Linked DNA regions of Homo sapiens: region 2 is linked to region 1. Evidence: chromatin loops called from intact Hi-C (ENCODE). Cell type or tissue: MCF 10A. All regions are shown on one strand. Each heading gives the region's core, and the rest is flanking DNA. Links, peaks and the distances in the headings are about the cores only.

Region 1 (9,953 bases), core at 2,748-7,747:
CTCATGTGCAGAGACACACATAGGCTCAAAATAAAGGGATAGAGGAAGATCTACCAAGCAAATGGAAAGCAAAAAAAAGCAGGGGTTGCAATCCTAGTCTCTGATAAAACAGACTTTAAACCAACAAATATCAAAAGAGACAAAGAAGGCCACTACACAATGGTAAAGGGATCAATTCAACAAGAAGAGCTAACTATCCTAAATATATATATGCACCCAATAAAGGAGCACCCAGATTCATAAAGTAAGTCCTTAGAGACCTACAAAGAGACTTAGATTCCCACACAATAATAATGGGAGACTTTAACACCCCATTGTCAATATTAGACAGACCAACAAGACAGAAGGTTAACAAGGATATCCAGGACTTGAACTCAGCTCTGCACCAAGCAGACCTAACAGATATCTACAGAACTCTCCACCCCAAATCAACAGAATATACATTCTTCTCCACACCACATAGCACTTATTCCAAAATTGACCACATAGTTGGAAGTAAAGCACTCCTCAGCAAATGTAAAAGAACAGAAATCACAACAAACTGTCTCTCAGACCACAGTGTAATCAAATTAGAATTCAGGATTAAGAAACTCACTCAAAACCACACCACTACATGGAAACTGAACTGAACAACCTGCTCCTGAATGACTACTGGGTAAATAATGAAATGAAGGCAGAAATAGAGATGCTCTTTGAAACCAATGAGAACAAAGACACAACGTACCAGAATCTCTGGGACACAACTAAAGCAGTGTGTAGAGGGAAATTTATAGCACTAAATGCCCACAAGAGAAAGCAGGAAAGATCTAAAATCGACACCGTAACATCACAATTAAAAGAACTAAAGAAGCAAGAGCAAACAAATTCAAAAGCTAGCAGAAGGCAAGAAATAACGAAGATCAGAGCAGAACCGAAGGAGATAGAGACATAAAAACCCTTCAAAAAATCAACCAATCCAGGAGCTGGTTTTTTGAAAAGATCAACAAAAATGGTAGACCTCTAGCAAGACTAATAAAGAAGAAAAGAGAGAAGAACCAAATAGAAGCAATAAAAAATGACAAAGGGGATATCACCACCGATCCCACAGAAATACAAACTACCATCAGAGAATATAAGGGCACCTCTAGGCAAATAAACTAGAAAATCTAGAAGAAATGGATAAATTCCTGGACACATACACCCTCCCAAGACTAAACCAGGAAGAAGTTGAATCTCTGAATAGACCAATAACGGGCTCTGAAATTGAGGCAATAATTGATAGCCTACCAACCAAAAAAAGTCCAGGACCAGACGGGTTCACAGCCGAATTCTACCAGAGGTAAAAAGAGGAGCTGGCACCATTCCTTCTGAAACGATTCCAATCAATAGAAAAAGAGGGAATCCTCCCTAACTCATTTCATGAGGCCAGCATCATCTTAAGACCAAAGCCTGGCAGAGACACAACAAAAAAAGAGAATTTTAGACCAATATCCCTGATGAACTTTGATGCGGAAATCCTCAATAAAATACTGGCAAACCGAATCCAGCAGCCCATCAAAAAGCTTATCCACCACGATCAAGTGGGCTTCATCCCTGGGATGCAAGGCTGGTTCAACATACACAAATCAATAAACATAATCCATCACATAAACAGAACCAATGAAGAAAACCACATGATTATCGCAATAGATGTAGAAAAGGCCTTTGACAAAATTAAACAGCCCTTCATGCTAAAATCTCTCAATAAACTAGTTATTGACAGGACGTATCTCAAAATAATAAGAGCTATTTATGACAAACACACAGCCAATATCATACTGAATGGGCAAAAACGGGGAGCATTCCCTTTGAAACCTGGCACAAGACAGGGATGCCCTCTCTCACCACTCCTATTCAACATAGTGTTGGAAGTTCTGGCCAGGGCAATCAGGCAAGAAAAAGAAATAAAAGGTATTCAGTTAGGAAAAGAGGAAGTCAAATTGTCCCTGTTTGCAGATGACATGATTATATATTTAGAAAACCCCATTGTCTCAGCCCAAAATCCCCTTAAGCTGATAAGCAACTTCAGCAAAGTCTCAGGATACAAAATTAATATGCAAAAATCACAAGCATTCCTATACACCAATAACAGACAAACAGAGAGCAAAATCATGAGCAAACTCCCATTCACAATTGCTACAAAGAGAATAAAATACCTAGGAATCCAACTTACAAGGGATGTGAAGGACCTCTTCAAGCAGAACTACAAACCACTGCTCAGTGAAATAAAAGAAGACACAAACAAATGAAAGAACATTCCATGCTCATGGATAGGAAAAATCAACACTGTGAAAATGGCCATACTGCCCAAGGTAATTTATAGATTCAATACCATCCCCATCAATCTACCAATAACTTTCTTTACAGAATTGGAAAAAACTACTTTAAAGTTCATATGGAACCAAAAGAGAGCCTGCATTGCCAAGACAATCCTAAGCAAAAAGAACAAAGCTAGAGGCATCATGCTACCTGACTTCAAACTATACTACAAGGCTACAGTAACCAAAACAGCATGGTAGTGGTACCAAAATAGATATATAGGCCAGTGGAACAAAACAGAGGCCTCAGAAATAACACCACACATCTACAACCATCTGATCTTTGACAAACCTGACAAAAACAAGAAATGGAGAAAGGATTCCCTATTTAATAAATGGTGCTGGGAAAACTGGTTAGCCATGTGTAGAAAGCTGAAACTGGATCCCTTCCTTACCCCTTATACAAAAATTAATTCAAGATGGATTAAAGACTTAAGTATTAGACCCAAAACCATAAAAACCCTAGAAGAAAACCTAGGCAATACCATTCAAGACATAGGCATGGGCAAGGACTTCATGACTAAAACACCAAAAGCAATGGCAACAAAAGCCAAAATAGACAAATGGGATCTAATTAAACTAAAGAGCTTCTGCACAGCAAAAGAAACTACCATCAGAGTGAACAGGCAACCTACAGAATGGGAAAAAATTTTTGTAATCTACTCATCTGACAAAGGGCTAATATCCAGAATCTACAGAGAACTTGAACAAATTTACAAGAAAAAAAACAAACAACCCTATCGAAAAGTGGGCAAAGGATATGAACAGACACTTCTCAAAAGAAGACATTTATGCAGCCAAAAGACACATGAAAAAATGCTCATCATCATCATCACTGGTCATCAGAGAAATGCAAGTCAAAACCACAATGAGATACAATCTCACACCAGTTAGAATGGCGATCATTAAAAAGTCAGGAAAAAACAGATGCTGGAAAGGATATGGAGAAATAGGAACCCTTTTACATTGTTGGTGGGAGTGTAAACTAGTTCAACCATTGTGGAAGACAGTGTGGCGATTCCTCAAGGATCTAGAACTAGAAATACCATTTGACCCATCCATCCCATTACTGGATATATACCCAAAGGATTATAAATCATGCTACTATAAAGACACATGCACGCATATGTTTATTGTGGCACTATTCACAATAGCAAAGTCTTGGAACCAACCCAAATATCCATCAATGATAGACTAGATAAAGAAAATGTGGCACACATACACCATGGAATACTATGCAGCCATAAAAAGGATGAGTTCATGTCCTTTTCAGGGATATGGATGCAGCTGGAAACCATCATTCTGGGCAAACTATCACAAGGACAGAAAACCAAACACTGCATGTTCTCACTCATAGGTGGGAATTGAACAATGAGAACACTTGGACCCAGGGCGGGGAACATCTCACCCTGGGGCCTGTCATGGGGTGGGGGGCTGGGGGAAAGATAGCATTAGGAGAAATACCTAATGTAAATGATGAGTTAATGGGTGCAGCAAACCAACATGGCACATATATACCTATGTAACAAACCTGCACGTTGTGCACATGTACCCTAGAACTTAAAGTATAAAAAAAAAAGCTCACTGATTAAGTCAGGTCTACCCAGAATAATATCACTTTTGATTAACTAAAAATAAACTTATTTGAGATCTTAACGATGCCTGCAAAATTCCTTTACTTTTGCCATATAACCTGATCATGAAAGTAACATGCCATCCTATTCACAGGTCTCACCCACACGCAAGAGGAGAGGGTTATACAGGACATGTACATGAGTCAGGAATCTTGGGGGCAATCGTAGAATTCTGCCTACTACAAAGGACTGGAAGATAAAGATGAGGAAATCCCTCACAATGGGGAAAAATAGATAAGAAATAAAGGAAAAGCAATAATGAAGAAAAAATTAGGAAGTTCAACATCTAGCATCCAATTATTAGAAATTCCAGAAAGAAGGGAGAAAATTATCAAAGAAGTAATATGATAAAATTCTGAAAGCCAATGGAAAACATGAGTTTTCTAACTGAAAAAGCCAACCGAATGTCTCGTAGAGTTGTGTTTTTCAAAGCCACATTCCCAACCATGTCAGGGTTCATATGCTGAATACTATGAAATGCTGATAAAAGAAATCAGATAAACCTAAATAATGGAGAGACATACCATATTCATGAATTAGAAGACTTAACATGGTTAAAATGTCAATTATCCCTAACTGGCTATAGATTTAATGCAATATTTATCATTTATATTCATCATTTGATAAATAATAAATATTTACCAAAATTCCAAGGGGTTTCTTGCAGATATAGACAAGCTTATTCTAAAATTAATATGAAAAGGCAAAGGTGTGGACAATGCCCGCATCGTTCTGAAGATCGACAATGCCTGTCTTGCATCAGCAGATGACTTTAGAGTCAAGGATGAGACAGAGCTGACCATGCACCAGTCTGTGGAGAGCGACATCCATGGGCTCCACAAGATCATTGATGACACCAATGTCACTCAGCTGCAGCTAGAGGCAGAGGTCAAGGCTCTCAAGGAGGAGTTGCTCTTCATGAAGAAGAACCACGAAGAGGAAGTAAAAGGCCTACAATCCCAGATTGCCAGCTCTGGGTTGTCCATGGAGGTAGATACCCCAAATCTCAGGACCTCACCAAAATCATGGCAGACATCCAGGCCCAATATGACTAGCTGGCTCGGGAGAACCAAGAGGAGCTGGACAAGTACGGGTCTCAGCAGACTGAGGAGAGCACCACAATGGTCACCACACAGTCCGCCGAGGTTGGAGCTGCTGAGATGGCGCTCACGGAACTGAGACATACAGTCCAGTCCTTGGAGATTGACCTGGACTCAATGAGAAATCTGAAGGCAAGCTTGGAGAGCAGCCTGAGGAAAGTGGAGGCCCGCTATGCCCTACAGATGGAGCAGATCAACGGGATCCTGCTCCACCTGGAGTCGGAGCTGGCACAGATCCGGGCAGAGGGACAGTGCCAGGCCCAGGAGTACAAGGCCCTGCTGAACATCAAGGTCAAGCTGGAGGCTAAGATCGCCACCTACTGCCACCTGCTGGAAGATGGCAAGGACTTCAATCTTGGTGATGCCCTGGACACCAGCAATTCCATGCAAACCATTCAAAAGACCACCATCTGCCGGATAGTGGATCATAAAGTGATGTCAGACATTAAGCCAGCAGAAGCAGGGTACTCTTTGGGGAGCAGGAGGCTGATTAAAAGTTCAGAGGGGAAAAAAAAGAAAGAAGAGAAAAAGAAAAAAAGAAAGAAAAGGCAAAGGAATTAGAAAAGCCAAGACATTATTTGTGGAAAAAATAAAATTAGAGGAATCACATTGAATGATTTTAAGATTTATAGAAAGTTAAGTAATCAATACTGAGTGTTACTAGTGAAGAGATAGGCACATAAATCAATGAGATGGAAAAGAGAGTTCAGAAAGAGATGTACAAAAAAGAGACAAAAGGCCAGGTGTGGTGGCTCATGCCTGTAATCCCAGCACTTTGGGAGGCTGAGGAGGGCAGATCACCCTAGGTCAGGAGTTCAAGACCAGCTTGGCCAACATGGAGAAACCCCATCTCTACTAAAGATCAAAAATTAGCAGGGCATAGTGGTGGGCACCTGTAATCCCAGCTAATAGGGAGGCTGAGGCAAGAGGATTGCTTGAACCCGGGAGGCAGAGGCTGCAGTGAGCCAAGATGGTGCCACTGCACTCCAGAGCCTGGGTGACAGAGTGAGACTCTGTCTGAAAAAAAAAAAAAAAGACAAAGATGCAAGAACAATTCAGCAGAGAAAACATCATCTTTTCAACAAATAATGCTGAAACAGTTGAACATCCACAGTTTTAAAAAAAGAACATTGACCTAAATATTATACCTTATATAAAAGTGAATTCAAAATAGATATTAGATCTAAATGCAAAACCTAAAACTATAAAACTTTTAGAAGAAGATGTAAGGGAAAATCTTTGTGACCTTGGGTTAGGCAAAGAACTTTTGGATATACCACCAAAAGCTTGATCCATAAAAAAGAAAAATTGGTAAATTGGACTTTATTAAAAGGTAAAACTTTTGCTCTGTGAGAGATACTGTTAAGAGAATAAAAAGACAAGCTACAAATTGGGAGAAAATATTTGCAAATCACATATCTGACAAAGAACTTGTATCTAGAATATGTAAAGAGGCTATTAAAACTTAGTAAGAGGCCAGGCACAGTGGCTCATGCCTGTAATCCCAACACTTTAGGAGGCCAAGAAGGATCACTTGAGGTTGCAGCCTGGGCAACACAGCGAGACTCCATCTGTGAAAAAAATCAAACTCAATAAAACTTACTGAAACAAACCAATATTTTTAAGTGGGCAAAAAATTTTTTGAAAAGTCACTTTACAAATGAGGATACAAAAACGGCTCACAAACACATAAAATTCATCATTCAGGAAATGAGAATTAAAACTGCAAAAGTGTGCCTTTAGAGAGCCACTAGTAATTGAAATAAAAAGGAATGTTAATACCAAGTTTGGCAAGGATGTAAAGCAACTGGAACTCTGTTTCATTGTTGGTGGGATTCTAAAATGGTACAACCACTTTGGAAAGTACTTTGGCAGTGTCATAAAGTTAAACTTAATACCAATCATATGATACAGCTTTTTCACTCGTAGAGAGAATGGAAAACATATGTCTGCACAAAACCCTGTACACAAATCCTCTTAGCAGCTTTATTTACAATTGTCAAAAAATGGAAACAATCCAAATACCCAATAAAAGTGAATAAACAAATTTTAGTAAATCCATACCATGGAGTACTACTCAGCAATAAAAGGGAATTGACTAATGATACATGAAACAACATGAATTTCATAAATATTATGATGTGTGAAAGAAGTCAGACGCAGAAGTACACATACTGCATGATTCTAATTTATAGTGACAGAAAGCAGGTCAGTGGTTGCCTAGGGATAAAGAAATGATTTGCAAAGGAGCCTGAAGAAAACTTTTGGAGGTGTTGGATATGATTGTGGTGATGGTTTCACAAGGATAAACATATGTCAAAACTTATCAAATTGTACACCTTTAACACGTGCAGTTTATTGTAGGTCATTTACACCTCAGTAAAGCTATTTCAAAAGATTATAAAAATTACACTAATTTAAAGAAGTCATGCACAAAAGGTTGCCTACATATGATTCCATTATATGAAGTTTGAGAATGTGAAAATGTTTTAATTTATTTTAAAGTCAGAAGTAAAAATGGATTTTTAGGTCAAAGATGTTTCAGCACATAATATTAATATACTTATCTTTATACTAATGCAGTCATAAAATACAGTTTGTTTAATGAAGGAAGGGTGCAGGAAGGCCAAAGTTCCTTGGGCCCATGCAAATCATAATACATTCCTCTCTGTAGTGAATTATATTGGCAAAGTCACAATAATGTAAACATGATTTATTGGCTGTCAACTTTTAGAATCTACCTATAAACAAAGCATGGGAGATGTATTCATAGTTATAGAAGAAAATGTAAATACTATCAGCTTTGACAATGTAGAAGTAAACATTTGACAGAAAATGAAAGTAGAAGGGGAGAAGAGGTGGAGGGAAGCATATGGACTTGAATAGCTCCATCTGATAAAAATGGGGAGTCAAGAGATGCTATCTATAGTTTATGGTATAATATATAAGATTTCAGATACATTATTCAATGTTCTAAAAGTAATTAGTAGTAGAACAACAATATTCCATAACTCTATTGGGGGTGTGAAGGAGTGGAAGTGGGTATGTTATTGAGTACTGCCCTCTCATCTATCATAGTAGAAATTCAATAGATAAGTATCTCAAGTTGATAAATCAAGGAAGAGAGCAGAGGCATATTATTTAGTGAACTAGAGGTCAATCGTCAGAAGAATTAAAAGAGAAAGATTAAAAATGGCAGCTTTGTGGGTCTGAAGGTGGATGGGGTGGCAGAAAGGGTTTTGCTCTTCATTGTAAGTTTTTCTGTACCGTTTGATTTTTTTAACCAGGTTCATGTGTCATTTCAATTAAAAAAAAAAGTCATCTTCTCTCACCCCTGTCAGTCTCTACTTGAGCATCATTTGTATCCTTCCTTGTTCTCATCACAATCTGTAATTATTTTAGTTATATGTCTGATGATTCAGTTAATGTCTTTTTCTCCCATTAGACTGTAAGCTCCGCAAGGACAAGAACAGAGTCTGTCTTCGTCGCCACTCTGTCCCCAGTGCCTGGCATAGAATGTAGCCCAGGAACCAGGATCACACCATGCATAGCACTCCGGGAACTTCTTATACAAAGGCCTCTCCAAGCTTCTTCTAGGACCAACCGGCAGTTGAGATAGAAGATGTTCTGTTATGGAAAGGCAGTGTCCTCCAAAACGGTAAGAGCAGGGATGGCCATGAGCAGAGAAAGGCACTACAGCCGAATAGTACCCCAGAAAGTGTTCTAAACCTTCCCTGGTGAGGGCATGAGCTGGGGCAAATCAGGTTATTCTTCCAGCATTGAAATCCTCTTTAAAAGAACATTAAAGAGTGCCTTCAAGTGGGCATTTTGCAGGGAGTAAAAGGAAGAGGGAATAGCAAAGGCGCCTCTTAGCCCTGGGAGATATAGGCTGTTGGCATTTCCACACTAGCTAAAGAGGCTTCTCTCAGTCTGCCTGGGCTTGTGTCTGCCAGCAAGTACAGGCAGGTCCAGTAGATGCAGCTGATTTTTGTGGTCCTCCCTGGGCAGTTCTGAAGAGGTCTCTGGAAACTGCTTGATAGCAAAGCTGAAGATTATCTTGTGGTCAGAACAAGAGAGCCTGGGGCATGGAGCAGAGGAATTGGGCTGTCATATCTTCTAGAGCCACTTCCATAAGAACCTTGGGTATGCTGGGGTGAATGGTATGGGCAGACCTGTTTGCTTCCTGATTAAATGAGGAAAGGTGATCTGTGAGGCCACTCCCTCCTGGCCATAGCCTCACACATGATCCCTGAAGAGTCATAGACAGGGAGATTTCAAGGTTCAGACAACCCCATTGGACCCCTTGGGCTGTCTAGGGCTTCCTGGAGAGAACATTCTTCTTTTTTAAAAAATTATTATTATTATTATTATACTTTAAGTTCTAGGGTGCATGTGCACAATGTGCAGGTTTATTACCTATGTATACATGCACCATGTTGGTGTGCTGCACCCATTAACTCGTCATTTACATTAGGTAACTCTCCTAATGCTATCCCTCCCCCCTCCCCCCACCCCATGACAGACCCCAGTGTGTGATGTTCCCCTTCCTGTGTCCAAGTGTGAGAGAACATTCTTCCAATGAGGGGAACCAAAAAGAGGGAAGCATGGAAAAAAGCCAATGAGGAATTACGACGCCACCACTGGAGGAAGTGGGTTAGAGTCAAGATGGCTCACAGGGAGAAGTCCTTGCTTAGCAGGCCTAGAAACCTAGCACCTGTAATTGTGCCTCCCTCTTTCTAGGAAGACAACAAACTGTCTTTCAGCTTTGTCTACCAGGTACTGGAACCTCTCTGTGGCCAGATTCCTGGGGCCGGGTGAATTGTCAATAGGCAACTGCAGTCACTCAGAATCTTTCTAGAATGAGTAACTCAAAGACAGGGGTT
Region 2 (9,953 bases), core at 3,315-8,314, 330 kb before region 1:
AAGAAAATAAAGACAAGCTACAGACTGGAAGAAAACATTTGCAAATCATATATATACCTTATAAAGGACTTGTATTCAGAATAAAGAATTCTTATACTCAGAAACAACCCAATCAAAAAATGGGCAAAAGACTTGAATAGACATTTCACCAAAAAAGACATATTGATGGCTAATGAGCAGATGAAAAAGTATTCAAGATCATTTGTTATTACAGAAATTCAAAATAAAACTGCAATGAGCTATCAGTACACACACTGAAATGGCTGTAATAAAAGACAGGTAATAACAAGTATTGGCAAGGATGCAGAGAAATAAGAACTCATACATTGCTGATGAGACAGTAAAATGATACAACCACATTAGGAAATAGTCAATTCCTCAAATTGGTTATACACGGAATTACTGTAGGACACAGAAATTCTACTCATTCAAGAGAAATGAAAACATGTTCATACAAATGTTCACGGCAACATTATTGATAATAGCTAAAAGTGGAAACAACATAAATGTCATCAAGTGGTGAAAAGATTAAACAATGCGGTATATCTATTGACATGGTTTGGCTCTGTGTCCCCACCCAAATCTCATCTGGAATTGTAATCCCCATAATCCCCACGTGTCAAGGGAGGGACTTAGTGGGACGTGACTGGATCATGGGGGCGGTTTCCCCTATGCTGTTCTTGTGATAGTGAGTTCATTCTCACAAGATCTGATGGTTTTATACATGTTTGACAGTTCCTCCTTCACACACACGCTCTCTCCTGCCACCTTGTGAAGAAGGTGTCTGCTTCCCCTTCCGCTATGATTTTAAGTTTCCTGAGGCCTCCTCAGCCACGCAGAACTGTGAGTCAATTAAACCTCTTTCCTTTAAAAATTATCCAGTCTCCAGTATTTCTTTATGGCAGTCTGAGAACAGACTAATAAAGCTGTAAAATAAAAAAACTAGCTATATAAAGGAACAAATTGCTGATACATGCCACAACATGGAGAACCTCCAAAACATTATGGTTCCTGAAAGAAGCCAGATTCAAAAGACCACGTATTGTAAGATTCCATTCATTATGAAGTATCTAGAAAAGACAAATTTATGGAAACAAAGGCTTGGGGTGTATGTGGGAGTCATTTACTGCCAATGAGCCCTAGGGAATTTTGCCCCGGGTGATGGAAATGTCCTAAAATTGGACTCTGGATTTGATAGCACAATTCTATAAATTTACTAAAAATCACTGAATTGAACACTTACAATAGGTGGATTTTATCATGTATAAATTATATACCTCAATAAAGCAGTTTAAAAATAAACAAATTATTCAGAATCACAAAAGGTGAGAAGAAATAGAAAACAGAAAATGTACTGAAAGTCATTAAAGGATAATTAAATTAATGGAAAGGTACCATGTTCACATTTGAAGATTTGAAGACTCATAGATATGTCAATTGACCTCAATTGACTTAAATGCTCGATGGAATCCCAATCAAAATCATATAAAGGTATGTGTGCATGTGTAACTTCATAGATTTTCAAATTTACATGGAAAGGCAAAGTGTCAAAAGTAGACAAAACACTTTTGAAGAAAAACAAGTTGGAAAGAATTATTCTCCAGATACTAAAACATCATAAAGCTAGACTGTATGATATTGATTCTAAAATAGCCAAAAAGACAAAGGAACAAAAGAGAGAATCAAAAAAAAATTCATTCATATATGAACACCTGATATATGACAGAATATCCATCCATATATGAACACCTGATATTGCAACACAATAACAGTCTAGACATTTTCAATATTTGGTGTTAGAAGGCTATCTACATGAGGGAAAAAAGGAACTGGAACCCTACTTTATACCACATACATAAATCAATTCCAGGTGGATTAAAGACTTAAATGTGAAAGGCAAAAAACATAAAGCTTTTAGAATAAAGAACAGTATCAGGCCCAGGCGCGGTGGCTCATGCCTGTAATCCCAGCACTTTGGGAGGCCAAGGAGGGCAGATCACCAGAAGTCAGGAGTTCGAGACCAGCCTGGCCAACGTGGTAAAACCCCACCTCTACTAAAAATACAAAAATTAGCTGGCCGTGGTGGCGCATATCTGTAATCTCAGCTACTTGGGAGGCTGAGGCATGAGAACTGCTTGAACCCAGGAGGCGGAGGTTGCAGTGAACCAGGCCACTGCACTGCGGCCTGGGTGACAGGGGAAGACTCTTTGTCTCAGAAAAAAAAAAGGATTTATTAATCAAAGCACAAAACCACTAAGTATAAAGAAAAAATTAATAAATTTTATTACATAGAGATCAACAACTGTTGTTTACCAAAAGATACCATAAAGGCAGTGAAATGATAAACTACAGAATTGGAATATACATTTTCAACATATATTACCAACACAGAACAAGTATCCATAATAATAAAAAGACTGGTACAAATTTATAAGAAAATGCACCTATGATTAGAGAAAAATTGGATACAGAGTATTCAGGATGTATAACCTCAACACTTTCCTACCTCCTTCCTTCCTGTAGAGAGGTGGCAATAACTGAGATGTGCTATATCTTAGTGCTTTGGTGTTCACCCATTGGTTATTTTGTCTTTAAAGTTATTTATCTGCTGACTTCAAGATTCACAAGCTATTGTTTTGATAGATGCCTAAAGTGACCTCTGAACCAAGACTGCATCTGGACAAAGATACAAACAGACGGAAAGACATTCAGATAGTAAATAGGCATTTTCACATTTGCTAAATGGGCAAAAGAACTGAATAGCCATTTCACAAAGCAGGCTGTCCAAATGGCCAGTCAATGTGTAAGAAGGTATCCAACATCACTAGTTATCAAGAATGAAATTAAAACCACAATGAAACAAACAAACAATATAGGCTCAGACTCTTAAAATGACATCCTGAAAGGTACACACACACACACACACACACACACACACACACACACGAACACGAAGGCAGGGGAACTGTTCGGGGAACTGTTCTAAAGCAAACTAAGTGTAATGTGTGATCTCCAATTGTATTCCGGATTTATAATTGAGAAACCTGATTGCAACATTAGAGAAGCAATGTTAAATTTCTTAAGAGTGATCATTATACTGTGATTGCACAGGAGAATGTCTTTGTTCTTAGGAGATACACAATTAAGTATTTAGGAGTAAATCCTTCTTATTTCTGAAACTTACTCCAAATAGTTTATCAGTAAACAAACTACATACACATACACTCATATGGAGGAAGAGAGGTAAAGCAAATGTGGCAAGTTGTCAACAGTTGGTGAACGCAGGTGAAGGGTGTGGGTGTATTCTTTCAACTTTTCTCCACATTTGATATTTTCCAAAATAAAAGGTTGAGGAAAATAACACTTGACTAAAGGCTTTAAAAAAAGTAACATAAATTGGCCAGGTGTGGTGGCTCATGCCTACAATCCCAACACTTTGGGAGGCTGAGGTGAGTGGATCACTGGAGGTCAGGAGTTCCAGACTAGCTTGGCCAACATGGCGTGTGCCACTGTCCCTGGTGAATATTTTGTATTTCTAGTCTGTACTAAAAATATAAAAATTAGCCAGGGGTGATGGCAAACGTCTGTAATCCCAGCTACTCGGAAGGCTGAGGCACGGGAATTGCTCGAACCTGGGAAGTGGAGGTTGCAGTGAGCTGAAATCATGCCCCTGCACTTTAGCCTGGGCGACACAGTGGACTCTGTCTCAAAAAAAAAAAAAGAAAAAAAAAGTAACATAAATAAATGTTAACTAATAATAAAGGGAAAAAAGCACAACAAAATACAAGTAAATACTCATCAGATTAGAGTCTGACGATATCTGTTGTGGACAAGGATGTAGAGCAACCTAAACATTTCCACATGGCTGGTGGAATTTTAACTTGGGGGAATCCCTTCAGAAATTAGTTAACAGCTATTAAAGTTGAAGACAATGTGAACACTTCACCACCCAATTCCACTCCTAGATATATACCCTGAGAAACTCCTGCACACGTGTCCCAGAAAACATGTACAAGAAAGATCACAGTGGCAGAAGTGATATATACAGCCCCCCAAATGGAAACAACCCAAATGTGCAACTACAGTAGAATGGATAAACTATGGTATGTTCATATAAAGGAATACTATACTATACTTCAATGAAAATGAACTATGGCTACACATAGCAATATGTACGAATATCTCAAATATAATTGCCAGAAAACACCACAATATTGAGTAGAAAAGGAAGACCCAATAGAATACATACAGTATAATTCACTGACACAATGCTTAAGCACAGGCAAAACCAAACCAGACTGTCTAGTGCTGCATGTATGGGTGGTAAAGATATAAAGAAAAATAAGGAAATTATCACAAGTTAGGGCAGTAGTTATATCTAGTGGGAAGAGGGTTGTGATTTGTGAGGGACATATGGGGATTTTTGGAGTATCGGCATGTTCTGTTTCTTGATCTGATTAAAAATGTTTTAAGTGCTGTTTGTCATGATCTATCTCACTATAAAGAGATCGTTTGCAAAAAAAGTGAATGAGAGGTGAACAAGCGGCAACAAGTAAATGTACTGGGTTAAATAGAATCCTCCCAAAATTCATGTCTACCCAGAACCTAAGAATATGACCTTATTTGGAAATAGGGTCTTTGCAGATATAATTAGTTAAGGTGAAGTCACAGGGTAGGCTCTGAGTCCAATGACTGATGTCCTTATAAGAAGGACATGTGAAGATACAGAGACAGATACAGTCAACAACCAGAATGCCATGTGATGGCAGAGGCAGAGATTAGAGAGATAATCTAAGAACTGCCAGCAAACACCAGAAGCTAAGAAAGAGGCATGGAACAAATTCTCCCTCAGAGCCACTAGAAGGACCCAACCTTGCCAACATTTTGATTTTGTAGCCTCCACAACTGTGAGGGAATAACTTTCTGTTGTTTTAAGCCATTCACTTTAAGCAGCATCCTACTTCCCAGTACCAAAGTCTGTATTAGATTCCTAGGTCTGCCATAACAAAGTACCACTGGTACTGGGAAGTAAGATGCTGCTTTAACAAATACCTAAAAATGTAGAATTGGATTTAGAATTGGGTAATGAGTAGAGGCTGGAAGAATTTTGAGCTGCTTGATGGTAAAAGCCTATATTACATTGAGGAGATTGTTGGTAGAAATACGGATGTTAAAGGCAATTCTGGTAAGGGCTCAGAAAGAAGTAAAGAGACAGTAGAGAAAGCTGCTATTACCTTAGAGAATATATGTGTTCATGATTACATACACGTAATCATGAACAAAATGTTGCTAGAGGTATAAATGTTAAAGGTACTTCTGGCAAGGCCTTAGAAGGAAATGATGAACATGTTATTAGACACTGGAGGAAAGGCAATCTTTGTTATAAAGTGGCAGAAACTTGGCTGAATTGAGTTCTACTGTTGGGCAAAAAGTTTAACTTAAAAGTGACAAACTGATATTTCACTAAGGAGATGAATGGGCAAAGTGTGGAAGATGCAGGCTAGTTTCTCCCTGATGCTTATAATAAAATAAAAGAGGACAGAGGAAAATTGAAGAAGGAACTGTTAAGAAAAAAGGGGACAACACTTGATGATTGGGAAAATTCTCAGCCTATACAGATAGCGTGCTCTGGAAACAGGGCCAACAGTATAGATGGACAAACTTTCATTGAAGAGATTAAGTGTTAGGGTGTTAGGATCCAATCAACCACCTCAGCAGAAGCCAGGAATACAGATGGGGTTATCTAGGAAGAATCTGTAGAGAAACCTCATGTCTAATGGTGTAAATCTCTTGACATATATGAGACTGACAATGTTTTTGAGAATCTTATACCAGCAAAAACCACCAGTGCCAGCCTGGTGTGAAAGAGACAGAGACAGGACAAAGGAAGGATGATTACAAGAGCAAAGCCACAGACATAGAGGCCAGAGAGGATGGGGCTATAGCTGCCCTGATAGACTGAGTATATGGGCCCAGTGGACAAAGCACTGAGCCCAGAATATTACTCATAGGCCTTGAAAACTAATGGAATTTGCCATGCTAGGCTACAAACTTGCTTTAGACCAGTAACCCCTTTATTCCCTCATTTTTGCCCTTTCAGAATGGTAATGTCTACCTTATGCCTGTCCCACTATTTTATTTTGGAAGCAGATAACTTGTTTTCTAGCTCCACCAGTCTCTGGATGGAGAGAAATTTTGCCCCAGGATGGACCATATCCAGAACCTCACCTATACCTGATATAGATGATTTAGATAATGAGACTTAGGACTTTTTGAGTTGGTATTTAGATGATATTTGGGACTCAGACTTGGTGCTGGAATGGGTTAAGACTTTTGGGGATGTTATGTATTTTGCACGTGGATAGATGTGAATTTTTGGCACCAGAGGGCAGACTGTACTAGGTTGAACAGTATACCTCTAAAATTCATGTCCACCTCAAGCCACAGACTGTGAAATATTTGGAAATAGGGTCTTTGCAGATGTAGTTAAATTAAGATGAAGTAATACTAGATTAGGGTGGGGCCTAAATCCAATGACTGATATCCTTTTAAGAGAGCACTGTGAAAACACAGATACATGAGAATGCTATGTGATGACAGAGGCAGAGATAGGAATTATGCATCTATGAACCAGGGAACACCAAGAATTGCTGGCAACTTACCAGAGCTAGAAGAAGTAACGAAGGATATTCTCCTAGAGCCTGCAGAGAGAGCATGGCCCTGCTGACACCTTTGATTTTAGACTTCTAGCCTCCAGAACTGTGGAGAGGATAAATTTCTGTTGTTCTAAGCCACCAGATTTATAATAATTTGTTACAGCAGCCCTAGGAAACTAATACAGTAATTATAGAAAACTCTTCTAAGAATTGTGCTGTAGAAAGGGCAAACTATTGATACATACGACAATATGAATGAATCCCAAAAACATTATGTTGAATTAAAGAAACCTTACACAAAGAACATATACTGTACAATTCCAGTTATATGAAGTTCTAGAACAAGCAAAACTAATCTATGGTGGAAAAAAATCACAACACTAGTTGCCTCTGAGAGGGTAGGATGGGAATTACTGGAAAGAAGTATGCTGAGACTTTCTGTGGTGATAGTAATCTTCTGTGTTGATAGGGGTTAGGTTACACAGATGCAGTGTGTCCTGGAGATGGTCCGATGATTGTCTTTATTCCCAATTCCATGTTCAGTGATAACATATTGGTAGCTTGAAACTGGCTATGGTGGTAATATGTACACCTTGGAAACTGGCAAATGATACAAATCAGGGCCTGTTTTCCCCGCTCCCCTCCCCTACCCCCCCGCCAGAGACCTGGTTGTTAAACATTTACCAGTATATCACTACAGATTTATACACCGGTCAAAAGTCAGCAAATGAACACTTGAAAGATCTTTACATTTAACTGCTTGCAAATTTTGCAACAAAAGAAAAATCATTAATAAATATTTAACTCTAATTAACAGTATACATGCTGAAGTATTTCGGGGGAAGGAATTTACATCAGCGGTTTTCTAACATACATTAATAAAGATGGATTGATAGATGGGTATGGGTATAGATAGATTTGTGATAAGGCAAAATATTAATGGTAGATTCCAGATGGTAATATAATGGTTCTTTGTGATAAAATTCTTTCATCTTTTCTGTGTGTTTGAAAATTTTCACTGAAAACAAAGAATAGAAAAAATCTTTTCCCATTAGGATATCAAAAATATTAACATATTATATTATCTATTTAATATTATCTTTTTTAGGGCTTAAATTTTTACATTTCACTTTTTAAACGAACTGCTACTTATTATGGTATACAGTAAAAGAAGAAGATCTTGTCAAAGGCCTTTTCTGCATCTATTGAGATAATCATATGGTTTTTGTCACTGGTTCTGTTTATATGCTGGATTACGTTTATTGATTTGCATATGTTGAACCAGCCTTGCATCCCAGGGATGAAGCCCACTTGATCATGGTAGATAAGCTTTTTGATGTGCTGCTGGATTCGGTTTGCCAGTATTTTATTGAGGATTTTTGCATTGAATGAAAACTCTCAATAAATTAGGTATTGATGGGACGTACCTCAAAATAATAAGAGCTATCTATGACAGACCCACAGCCAATATCATACTGAATGGGCAAAAACTGGAAGCATTCCCTTTGAAAACTGGCACAAGACAGGGATGCCCTCTCTCACCACTCCTATTCAACATAGTGTTGGAAGTTCTGGCCAGGGCAATCAGGCAGGAGAAAGAAATAAAGGGTATTCAATTAGGAAAAGAGGAAGTCAAATTGTCCCTGTTTGCAGATGACACAATTGTATATCTAGAAAACCCCACCGTCTCAGCCCAAAATCTCCTTAAGCTGATAGGCAATTTCAGCAAAGTCTCAGGATACAAAATCAATGTGCAAAAATCACAAGCATTCTTATATACCAATAACAGACAAACAGAGAGTCAAATCATGAGTGAACTCCCATTCACAATTGCTTCAAAGAGAATAAAATACCTAGGAATCCAACTTACAAGGGATGTGAAGGACCTCTTCAAGGAGAACTACAAACCACTGCTCAAGGAAATAAAAGAGGATACAAACAAATGGAAGAACATTCCATGCTCATGGGTAGGAAGAATCAATATCGTGAAAATGGCCATACTGCCCAAGGTAATTTACAGATTCAATGCCATCCCCATCAAGCTACCAATGACTTTCTTCACAGAATTGGAAAAAACTACTTTAAAGTTCATATGGAACCAAAAAAGAGTCCGCATTGCCAAGTCAATCCTAAGCCAAAAGAAAAAGCTGGAGGCATCACACTACCTGACTTCAAACTATACTACAAGGCTACAGTAACCAAAACAGCATGGTACTGGTACCAAAACAGAGATATAGACCAATGGAACACAACAGAGCCCTCAGAAATAATGCCGCATATCTACAACTATCTGATCTTTGACAAACCTGACAAAAACAAGGAATGGGGAAACGATTCCCTATTTAATAAACAGTGCTGGGAAAACTGGCTAGCCATATGTAGAAAGCTGAAACTGGATCCCTTCCTTACACCTTATACAAAAATTAATTCAAGATGGATTAAAGACTTACATGTTAGACCTAAAACCATAAAAACCCTAGAAGAAAACCTAGGCAATACCATTCAGGATATAGGCACGGGCAAGGACTTCATGACTAAAACACCAAAAGCAATGGCAACAAAAGACAAAATTGACAAATGGGATCTAATTAAACTAAAGAGCTTCTGTACAGCGAAAGAAACTACCATCAGAGTGAACAGGCAATCTACAGAATGGGAGAAAATTTTTGCAATCTACTCATCTGACAAAGGGCTAATATCCAGAATCTACAAACAACTCAAACAAATTTACAAGAAAAAAACAAACAACCGCATCAAAAAGTGGGCGAAGGATATGAACAGACACTTCTCAAAAGAAGACATTTATGCAGCCAAAAAACACATGAAAAAATGCTCATCATTACTGGCCATCAGAGAAATGCAAATCAAAACCACAATGAGATACCATCTCACACCAGTTAGAATGGCAATCATTAAAAAGTCAGGAAACAACAGGTGCTGGAGAGGATGTGGAGAAATAGGAACACTTTTACACTGTTGGTGGGACTGTAAACTAGTTCAACCATTGTGGAATTCAGTGTGGCGATTCCTCAGGGATCCAGAACTAGAAATACCATTTGACCCAGCAATCCCATTACTGGGTATATACCCAAAGGATTATAAAACATGCTGCTATAAAGACACATGCACATGTATGTTTATTGCGGCACTATTCACAATAGCAAAGACTTGGAACTAATGCAAATGTCCAACAATGATAGACTGGATTAAGAAAATGTGGCCCATATACACCATGAAATACTATGTAGCCATAAAAAATGATGAGTTCATGTCCTTTGTAGGGACATGGATGAAGCT

Evidence for each region. Hi-C counts contacts between places; a loop is a spot of excess contacts. Peaks named below come from ENCODE experiments on the same cell type or tissue, not always from the same donor. Only the 100,000 strongest peaks of a DNase experiment are listed, where the experiment ranks them.
Region 2: a loop joins it to region 1, with 34 times the contacts of the local background. A loop is called at or near these places in 4 of 110 quality-filtered maps.

The regions. Positions count from the first base shown.
Region 1 is chrX:107,423,947-107,433,899 of GRCh38, forward strand. It overlaps the pseudogene KRT18P49. Among named protein-coding and RNA genes, the nearest start is that of FRMPD3, 21 kb to the right of the region's middle. In MCF 10A, for the core only: a CTCF peak has its summit at 5,419 (motif pointing left); a DNase peak (open chromatin) is centred at 5,395.
Region 2 is chrX:107,096,783-107,106,735 of GRCh38, forward strand. All of the region lies in intron 5 of RBM41 (RNA binding motif protein 41), which reads right to left. Among named protein-coding and RNA genes, the nearest start is that of RBM41, 17 kb to the right of the region's middle. In MCF 10A, for the core only: a CTCF peak has its summit at 6,395 (motif pointing right); no DNase peak of the experiment used is centred there.